Regions from separate parts of the Homo sapiens genome. Here region 1 is linked to region 2. A link is an interaction called in ENCODE POLR2A ChIA-PET data of the cell type or tissue named here. Cell type or tissue: Caco-2. All regions are shown on one strand. Each heading gives the region's core, and the rest is flanking DNA. Links, peaks and the distances in the headings are about the cores only.

Evidence for each region. ChIA-PET counts read pairs that join two places held together with the same protein. Peaks named below come from ENCODE experiments on the same cell type or tissue, not always from the same donor. Only the 100,000 strongest peaks of a DNase experiment are listed, where the experiment ranks them.
Region 1: POLR2A ChIA-PET joins it to region 2 with 5 read pairs; 1 of 35 experiments calls an interaction of 5 or more read pairs at or near these places.

The regions. Positions count from the first base shown.
Region 1 is chr12:96,109,640-96,115,019 of GRCh38, reverse strand. No RefSeq gene overlaps it. Among named protein-coding and RNA genes, the nearest start is that of LINC02452, 60 kb to the left of the region's middle. In Caco-2, for the core only: no CTCF peak of the experiment used is centred there; a DNase peak (open chromatin) is centred at 2,159.
Region 2 is chr12:95,162,001-95,167,380 of GRCh38, reverse strand. The region is part of intron 3 of FGD6 (FYVE, RhoGEF and PH domain containing 6); the gene reads left to right. Among named protein-coding and RNA genes, the nearest start is that of FGD6, 53 kb to the left of the region's middle. In Caco-2, for the core only: no CTCF peak of the experiment used is centred there; a DNase peak (open chromatin) is centred at 3,030; H3K4me3 peaks cover 414 bases.

The DNA.
Region 1 (5,380 bases), core at 109-5,108, 950 kb before region 2:
AAAAAGAAAAAACCCTGACTCCTTAGTCATTTTCGTAAAACTAATATTATACTTATAAATATAGCATAAAAGGTTCAAATTATTTTATATATTCCAAAACTTACTTTTTATTTTTATTTTTGTGTGTGTATTTCTGCTGTTTAATATTTTTTATAGAGACAGGGTCTTGCTATGTTGCTCAGGCTGGTCTCCAACTCCTGGCCTCAGGCAATCCTCCCAGCTTGGCCTCCCAAAGTGTTGGGTTTATAGGCATGAGCCACCCCACTTGGCCTACAGATTCTTTTGTAATTCTCTTACAAAAATTTCTTGACCGGGCACAGTGGCTCATGCCTGTAATCCCAGCACTTTGGGAGGCCGAGGCGGGTGGATCACAAGGTCAGGAGATCGAGACCATCCTGGCTAACACAGTGAAACCCCGTCTCTACTAAAAACACACACACAAAAAATTAGCCAGGCATGGTGGCAGGCGCCTGTAGTCCCAGCTACTTGGGAGGCTGAGGCGGGAGAATGGCATGAACCCAGGAGGTGGAGCTTGCAGTGAGCCAAGATCATGCCACTGCATTCCAGCCTGGGTGACAGAGTGAGACTCCGTCTCAAAAAACAAAAAAACAAAAAAAGAACCCTCAGTATATCAAGTTGTTCAATATGCCAAATTCATTTAAACATTTAAGTGCTTAAAATATCAAACATATGGATTATTTTCAAAATTTATGTATATTTTTAAAAGACTTAACCCTACAGATTTGACATACTCCATCACCTTTATATTTAATTCTAAATCTTCCCTGGGTTGAAGACATTTAGCTATTACGGAAATTCCCTGTCCTCCCTGGGAAGGAGTGTTGAGGGGAGTGAGCAATGGAGTTGGTGCTGCTGAATGTCTGATAAGAGCTGAAAATTAACCACTGCATTTGGCCAAGTGAAGGTCATAGTGACCTTGACAAGAGCTGGTGTTGATGGTTTGATGAAATGAAGGTGTAAATAAAAAGGATACATGAGAGAAGAACAGGAGAGGATAAGGAGGCAAGTCTTTTTGCCATTAGAGGAGCAGGAAAGTGGGACAATAGCTGAAGGGAGATGTGGGGTCAAGTAAGTTTTTTGTTTGTTTGTTTTGAGACAGAGTCTTGCTCTGTCACCCAGACTGGAGTGCAGTGGTGCGAACTCAGCTCACTACAACCTCCACCTTCCAGGTTCCAGCAATTCTCCTGCCTCAGCCTCCCAAGTAGCTGGGATTACAGGCACCTGCCACCACACCAGGCTAATTTTTTGTATTTCTAGTAGAGATGGGGTTTCACTATGTTAGCCAGGCTGGTTTCGAACTCCTGATCTTGAGTGATCCACCAGCCTTCCTCCCAAAGTGCTGGGATTACAGGCGTGAGCCACTGCGCCTGGCCCCAAGGAAGACTTTTTTTAACGGAATTTATTGTAAATAAGTTGATAGGGTGGGAAAGGATGAATTCAGGAGAAAAGAGGCAAGTGACATTCCTGGGTAGGTAGAAGAGTTGGAATCTACTCTCCAAGTGAAGGAACTGACCTTGGAAAGGCACAGGAACCGCTGGACCATGGTCACTGGAGGGAAAGTAGCATAGAAGGACACAGGAACTGCTAGATGTGCTGGAAGCAGGTGCAAGTTTTTTCTGATTGCTCCTGTTTTCTCCAGAAAATAGGAAGTGAGGTTCTTAGTGCAGCACATTGGGGAAGGATGTATTGATGGTTTGAGGAAAGGGAAAGCATGAGATCGTCCTTTGGGAAAGTGGGAGAGTAATAGGATCACGGAAATGTAATGGGATTATCCATTAGCCTGAAGGGCCGTTGGTATATGAAGACTATCTGAAGCCTTAGGACTGGATGAGAACAGTACGGAGTGAGTTTGGACAGAGGAGAGGACAGGGTTGAGGATGGAGCCTGGCTGGCAGAGCTCACTGTAGAGCCAAAACGATTAGATCTGTGTGCAACATTATTTAATCCAGCAAACCACAGGGATTAGAGGGAATTCCCACTTCTCCAAACTTAGTTAATAATTGATCACTCACTTACCAGTCGGATCAAGTTCAATGGTTTACTTTCTGGACCAGGAAACGCTTTTGTGATACATTTTCCCCCACACAAATGGATGTCTGGTGCCTGCTGCCTTCCAACAATATTACTTGTATTTCCTGAAAGTCAGAACGACAAGGGACTTCAAACGCTATTATCAGTTAGGGCTGCAAAGCCAAACACAGCTGTAGGCTTTCAGAACCAATGAACACATCAGGTTTCATTAGAAACTGGAGAAGCCATGACTTCTGGTGATAAGTATCACTGGGGCAATATACTGAAATATCAATATCTGCACAAGGGAGCTAATTAAAAATTGGCAAATCATTTGCTCATAAAGGTTCTGGTTTTTCCTTCTGATACCAAATGCTTTCCAGTTGCTTCCAGCAGACCTCTTCCTCAGGTCCATCATCCCACCCCATTCCAATCCTATCTGTGCAGATACTCAGTTCACTTCACCATCTTTTCTTGGTCAGAGGTCTCAGTCTAGACCAAGGTTTCTCAGTGTCAGCACTACTGACATTTTCGGCTGGATAATTCTTAGTTGGGGGGCTGTCCTGTGCATTGTATTGTAAGATATTTAGCAGCATCTCTGGCCTCTACCCACTGGATACCAGTAGCACTTCTCCCTCCTCAGGTTTGACAATCAGAAATGTTTCCTGACATTGCCAAATGTCCCGAGGGGCAAATTTGACTCTGATGGAGGACCATTGGTCTGACTATTAGACTTAGAAACACTGGGACCCACAGGTACCCAAGTTAGAGCTTCATATGGAATCTCCCATGGTAACCCTTACAGTATAAATTAAGTCTGGTAGACCAGGGCAGGAGATGACAACTTCAGAAGTGAGAAATTAGACACTTTGCTTCTGCATAGAATGTGCAGTTAGCTGGCTAATCCCATTTAAACAAAAAAAGGAGAAGAACTTGTCACATTTTCAACCTTCTCACGAATTGCTGTGAAGATTCTCAGGAAATGATAATTAGTTGCCAACAGCATGAAAGATAAAATGCACAGAATGTTAGAATTGGGAAAATGCACAGGGAAATATAAAGAGGGAAAGAAGGAAGGAAGGGAGGAAGGGAGAGAGGGAAGAAAAAAGGAAAGGAGGGAGGGAGGTATAGAACGAGGGAGGAAAGGAAGGAAGGAAGGAAGAAGGAAGGAAGGAAGGGAGGGAGGGATATCGAGGGAAGGAGAGAAAGAAATGGCACAGAACCCAAATGCAAAGTCAGAGTTCAACTATACCAAGTCTTAATCTATGATAGCAAAATGATGTCTGCATTCAAATCCAAGTTGTCGGGGCCAGGTGTGGTAAGCTCATGCCTGTAACCCCAGCACTTTGGTAGGCCAAGGCAGGCGGCTCACTTGAAGTCAGGAGTTTGAGACCAGCCTGGTCAACATGGTGAAACCCGTCTCTATTAAAGATACAAAAATTAGCTGGGCAAGGTGGTACACGCCTGTAATCCCAGCTACTGGGGAGGCTGAGGCACGGGAATTGTTTGAACCCGAGAGGAGGAGGTTGCAGTGAGCTGAGATCACGCCACTGCAATTAAAAAAAAAACAAAAAAAAAACCTTAGCCTAGCATCCCAGGCTCTAAACAATCTAACTCCCACAGACCTGCTCCCACTACTTACTTTAATCTTCACCCTATTCCATCTGCTCCACTTACATCTCTGCAAGACACCTCGATCATCACTATTCCTAAATCTTTACAGACACGTGCTCCATCCAGCCTTGCTTGAAGGTTAAGAATTCGTTCAAATGCTTAACCTTCAAAAGACTGTCATCAATTCCCACCTCCTTCATTCACTCACCCACTTTAGCATAACTAGGGGCTGAAGCCAGGGTAGATGATAACAGCTAACAGCTCTACAGAACTTACCATGGACCGGACACTGCTCTAGGCAAGCTTCATTTTGGATGTCAAAGGGGATTTTGTTTCCAGGGCTGCCCACTGTGCTATCCACGGCTACCCCCATGAAGCAGAAGCAGACCTACTGGGACCCGCCAGTGTCTGCCATTGTGACATTGGCAACCCTTAGTCTTCATGAGCAGAAGTGCAAGGCTAGAGAGCCCAGCCTGGGAGAGGTGGGCAGAAAGTAGCCTCTGTGGCTGGGTGTGGTGGCCCACGCCTGTAATCCCAGCACTTTGGGAGGCTGAGATGGGCAGATCACCTGAGGTCAGGAGTTCGAGACCAGCCTGGCCAAAATGGTAAAACCCTGTCTCTACTAAAAATACAAAAATTAGCCAGGCATGATGGCGGGCACCTGCATTCCCAGCTACTCGGGAGGCTGAGGCAAGAGAATCACTGGAACCCAGGAGGCAGAGGTTGCAGGGAGCCGAGATCGCGCCATCACGCTGCCAGCCTGGGCGACAGAGTGAGACTCCATCTCGAAGAAAAAAAAAAAAGAGGCCAGGCGCAGTGGCTCACGCCTGTAATCCGGGCACTTTGGGAGACCGAGGCGGGCGGATCACAAGGTCAGGAGGTCAGACCATCCTGACAAACATGGTGAAACCCCATCTCTACTAAAAACAAAAAAAAATTTAGCCGGGCGTGGCAGCATGCGCCTGTAGTCCCATCTGCTGGGGAGGCTGAGGCAGGAGAATGACGTGAACCTGGGAGGCGGAGCTTGCAATGAGCCGAGATCACGCTGTGTCCGGAATTGGTGGATTCTTGGTCTCACTGACTTCAAGGATGAAGCCGCGGACCCTCGCGGTGAGTGTTACAGTTCTTAAAGGTGGCGTGTCCGGAGTTTGTTCCTTCTGATATTCGGAAGTGTTTAAAGTTTTTTCCTTCTGGTGGGTTCGTGGTCTCGCTGGCTTAAGAGTGAAGCTACAGACCTTCACAGTGAGTGTTACAGCTCTTAAGGCGGCTGGTCTGGAGTTGTTTGTTCCTCCTGGTGGGTTCGTGGTCTCGCTGGCTTCAGGAGTGAACCTGCAGACCTTCGCAATGAGTGTTACAGCTCATAAAGACAGTGTGGACCCAAACAGTGAGCAGCAACAAAATTTATTGCAAAGAGAAAAAGAACGAAGCTTCCACAGCGTGGAAGGGGACCCTACCGAGTTGCCACTGCTGGCTCCGGCAGCCTGCTTTTATTCTCTTATCTGGCCCCACCCACATCCTGCTGATTGGTCCATTTTACAGAGAGCCGAGTGGTCTGTTTTGACAGGGTGCTGATTGGTGCTTTTACAATCCCGGAGCTAGACACAAAGGTTCACCACATCCCCACTAGATTAGCTAGAAACTGAGTGTGGACACAAAGGTTCTCCAAGTCCCCACCAGAGTAGCTAGATACAGATTGTCGATTGGTGCATTCACAAACCCTGAGCTAGACACAGGG
Region 2 (5,380 bases), core at 62-5,061:
TAGTCAGGATGTGGAGAAATGGGAGTCCTTATAGGATCTAAAATGGTGCAGCCACTTTGGAAAACAGTCTGGCAGCTCTGAAAAGTTTAAATGTAGAGTTACCATATGACCTAGCAATGCTACTCTTAGGTATCCACCCAAGAGATATGAAAGCATATGTCCACACAAAAACTTGTAGAGGAATGTTCATAACAGCATTATTCATAATAGTCAAAAAAGTAGAAAGGGCCAGGTGCAGTGGCTCATGCCTGTAATCCCAGCACTTTGCGAGGCCAAGGTGGGCAGATCACTAGGTCAGGAGTTCGGGAGCAGCTTGACCAACATGGTGAAATCCCGTCTCTACTAAAAGTACATAAATTAGCCAGGTGTGGTGGTGCACATCTGTAATTCCAGCTACTTGGGAGGCTGAGGCAGGAGAATTGCTTGAACCCGGGAGGTAGAGGTTGCAGCAAGCCAAGGTCATGCCACTGTACTCCATCCTGGCCAACAGAGTGAGACTCTGACTCAAAAAAAAAAAAAAAAAAAAGTAGAAAGAACCCAAATACTAATCAAATGATGAGTGGATAAACTAAATGCTTTATATTCCTACAATGGAATACTATTCAGCCATAAAATAGGAATGAGGAATGACTGATAATGGGCATGGAGTTTCTTTTTATTTATTTATTTATTTTTTTTGAGATGGGGTCTCGCTCTGTCACCCAGGCTGGAGTGCAGTAGTGAGATCATGGCTCACTGCAGCTTCAACCTCCTTGACTCAAGTGATCTCTCGTCCCTTCCTCCTTAGTAGCTAGGATTACAGGTATACACAACCATGCCCGGCTAATTTTTTTTTTTAAAGACATGGTCTTGCCATGTTGCCCAGGCTGGCATCCAACTCCTGGCTTCAAGCAATCCTCCTGCCTTGGCCTCCCAAAGTGTTGGGATTATAGGCATGGGCCACTGCACCTGGCCTGAATTGTATGCTTTAAAAGGGTAAAAACCTATTTTGTAGTATATGAATTATATCTCAACAAAGCTGTTATAAAATAAACCTTGCTGAAGGAAAAACAATAGTGCTAATGGAAGATTTGTACAGAGTAATGTATATCATGTAGTCCTATTCATTAGCTGAGGATGGGCCACAAATTTGGCTTTCTAGCAACTCAGGAAAAGTCGGTGATATCAGGCTGGGTATGGTGGCTCATGCCTATAATCCTAGCACTTTGGGAGGCCAAGGAAGGAGGATAGCTTGAGACCAGGCTGGGCAACATAGTGAGACCTTGTCTCTACAAAAAATAAACAAGATTAGCCAGGTGTGGTGGGGCAAGCCCCTGGGAAGTTGAAGCTACAGTGAGCTATATTCAGGCCACTGCACTCCAGTCTGCACTCCAGCCTGAGCAACAGAGCAAGACCCTATTGAAAAAAAAAAAAAAAACAGAAAAAGAAAAAACAAGCCAGGCATGGTGGCTCACACCTGTAATCTCAGGACTTTGGGAGGCTGAGGTGGACAGATCTCTTGAGCCCAGGAGTTCGAGACCAATCTGGACAACATGGCAAAACCCCATGCCTACAAAAAAAAAACAGACACAAAAAATTAGCCAGGTATGGTGGTTCATGCCTGTAGTCCCAGCTACTCAGGAGGCTAAAGTGGAAGGATCACTTGAACCTAGGAAATGGAGGTTGCAGTGAGTGGAGGTCATGCCACAGCATTCCAGCCTGGGCAACAGGGAGGCCTCATCTCACTTAGGAAAAAACAAAATTGGCCGGGCGCGGTGGCTCATGCCTGTAATCTTAGCACTTTGGGAGGCTGAGGCTGGCGGATCACCTGAGGTCGGGAGTTCGAGACCAGCCTGACCACCATGGAGAAACCAACCTGTCTCTACTAAAAATAAAAAAAATTAGCCAGGCGTGGTGGTGCATGCCTGTAATCCCAGCTACTCAGGAGGCTGAGGTAGTAGAATCCCTTGAACCCAGGAGGCGGAGGTTGCAGTGAGCCGAGATCGCACCATTGCTCTCCAGCCTGGGCTACAAGAGTGAAACACTGTCTCAAAAAAAAAAAAAAGAAAAAAAGAAAATTGATACACATCTGACATAGGTACTGTTTTTCTTCATGTTGCATGAAGAAAAGGAGTCTTATACAAGTTAAGTAACTTGCCTTGGAACCCCAAGTTGGGGTTTTTAACCCAATCTGTCTCTACTAACAACTTGGTACAGCCATGGAAGCTGAATGATGTCAATGAAACATGTTGAGGTGAAATACCTAGCCATGCTGATCTGTCCTGTTCCCTTTTCTAAATTTTTATTTTTATAGTTTTTGGTCTTTCCTTTCAGGGCTTAAATGCTTGTTTAAAAAGTAAGATGTATTTATTCTACTTGTTTGTGGTTAGAATATTCATCGTCTTCATCTTTCTTATATATTGATTTCCTTGTTTTTTTAAAAAATCTTTGTAAAGTAGCTCATATGATACATACTTTCATAAAGAAAGGGCGAAAACCTAAGAGAGCATTGTTTAGAGATTAATCATGATGTCACCTCATTTTTGAAATAACTTAATGATAAAGAGATGTTTCTCAGGCAGTCTGGATGTTAACATTTTTTGTTTTTTATTAGAACTCTAGAGTAGGATAGAAGAGGCCTTTTAATAATTCTATTAAAAAGTAATGGATAGGCTGGGCATGGTGCCTCCTGCCTGTAATCCCAGCACTATGGGAGGTCCAGGTGGGTGGATCACTTGAGGTCAGAAGTTCGAGACCAGCCTGGCCAACATGGTGAAACTCCATCTCTACTAAAAATACAAAAATTAGCTAGGCACAGCAGTGTGTACCTGTAGTCCCAGCTGCTCGGGAGACTGAAGCAGGAGAATTGCTTGAACCCGGGAGGTGGAGGTTGCAGTGAGCTGAGATTCCCGCCACTGCAGTCCAGCCTGGGTGATAGAGCAAGACTCTGTCTCAAAAAAAAAAGGAATGGATAAATTTCACTGAATGTCACTTGTAGTGAACACATATGATAAGAACACAATTAAGAATTTACAAAGCTGCTGAGGCAGGAGAATGGCGTGAACCAGGGAGGCGGAGCTTGCCGTGAGCCGAGATCGTGCCACTGCACTCCAGCCTGGGTGACAGAGCGAGACTCCGTCTCAAAAAAAAAAAAAGGAAGGAAAAAAAAAAAAAGAATTTACAAAGCTGGGCTAGCGTCAAGAGATTGGAACATAAAACTAGATTTCAGATCAAAGGTTCTGTTTTGGAATTTGTTTGACTTATTTTATGACCTTGACAAAGTTATTTCATTTGTGGCTCATGTTTCAACTTCCACAACAGTGTACTTTTGGGAGACGCTGTTATTTAACAGGGAACTGCTTTGAAATGCAATGTAATTTAAGTGAGGATTTTCATTAGCTGAAAAGTTGAGATGCCATGGGGTGTGTGTTTTTCCATCGCTGTTTGACTTGGGTCACAATCAGTCATTGTTCTTACAAGTTGGAGATAATATAGAGCTTTTAATTTTTTTTTAATTTATATTTGACTTTCTGTCCACTTTGAAGATGATTATAATCCATTGACTTATTTCTAATAATTTTTATACCTCTTTATTTAGCTCTGTAGCTTTCCTGGTTTAGAAGGTAAAATGGACAATGGAATATATAGACTCCTAGAACCTTAGAATTGGAAAAGACCTTAATCATTTAGTCCAACCTCCTACTCTTTTATGTGATTAAAGCTTTTAGTTCATTCGAGTTTGCATTTTTGTGTTATGCAACACATCTTCAAAAGCAATATGCTCTGTCTCAGATTCTGAGAAGGTGGCAGCCATCCTTATACACATTTGCTTATTCGTAAATATTAATTGCACAGTGGACCAAGCAGCGTGCTATGTGCAGAAGGATACAGGGTGAATTAGATCGGAGACTAGAGGGAATTCAGACATTTCAGCAAGTAAACACAGTCTACTGGGTTAAGTCCTATAAATATTACATGAATAAGAAAATTATCTTGTCCTTTGATAGTAGGAGGGAAAGAATGTCAAGGGAGCCATCATAAAAAAAAAGTTGGAGTGTTGTCTTAAAGGACGTTTGGAATATGAAAGGCAGAAATCTTCAGGGAGAAGGAGAAGTGCTGGGGAAGCAAGTCAAGGCAAAAGGAAAGGTATATGCGCAAAGGGACAGACACAGAAGGGGAGAGCATGGCTGGAGTTGCAGCGTGGTGGGTTAGAGAGTACACAGTGTGGAGGAGGAGGGAGAAGCCTGGTGAAGGTGAGTGGACATGTTGAGAAATGCCTAATACCCTTGGCGAAAGAAACTTGAATCTTTGTTATCCATCTGTGATAGGGAGCTGCTAACATTTAGCCTGAGAACTAACCTGGTTATATTTGCATTTTAGAAATATTCTAGTGGCAGTGTACAGAAGGGGTTGCAGTGGGGTAAACACAGAGCCAAGGAAACCTTTTAGGTTGCTGTAATAGTGAGGGCAAGAGGTAAGGAGGCAACATCAAAGGAGAGGAAAGGATCATTTAAGCTTTAAATCTTCGGGACACATTGATAGGACTTGACTCAGTTGTAATAATAAAAGGTGACTATGGGGACAAAAAAGAAGAGTCCAGGTTTCTGGCATTAATGAGTTGGTATCTACAGTAGCTAGTATAGGAGTAGCTGATGGATTGTGTTTAAACGGTGATTTGGAGTCATCAAATGCTTTATTCTTTGTGAAGCCTTTCCTGATTGACACACCTCTGCCTGATTATGGTCTTTCTCTTCTTCAAGGTGGCAGCACTTTTCATAGTTGTGCTTATATGTAGTTATTTGTATGTTCAGTTCGTTTCCATTGTTCACTTCTTGAAGGCTGGGGCTATTTATTTATTTATTCATTCAATTTTTAGACAGAATCTCACTCTGTCACCCAGGCTGGAGAGTACAGTGGCGCAATCTTGACTTACTGCAGCCTCCGCCTCTCAGGTTTAAGTGACTCTCATGCTTCAGCCTCCCAAGTAGCTGGGACTACAGGTATGCACCACTGTCGGCGCCCAGCTAGTTTTTGTATTTTCAGTAGAGACAGGGTTACACCATGTTGGCCAGGTTGGTCTTGAACTCCTGGCCTCAAGTGATCCACCTGTCTCAGCCTCCCAAAGTGCTGGGATTACAGGTGTGAGCCACCGCACCTGGCCAACTGGGGCTATTCTTATTTATCATAGTCCCCTGCAGCCTTGAACTCCTGGGCTCATGTGATCCTCCTACCTCAGTCTCTCAAGTGATTAGGAACTACAGGCACATGCCACCATGCCTGGCTTTTTTTTTTTTTTTTTTTGTATTTTTCAGGTGTCACTATGTTGTCCTTGCTGGCCTTGAATTCCTGGCCTCAAGTGATCCTCCTGCCTCCCAAAATGTTGAGATTACAAATGTGAACC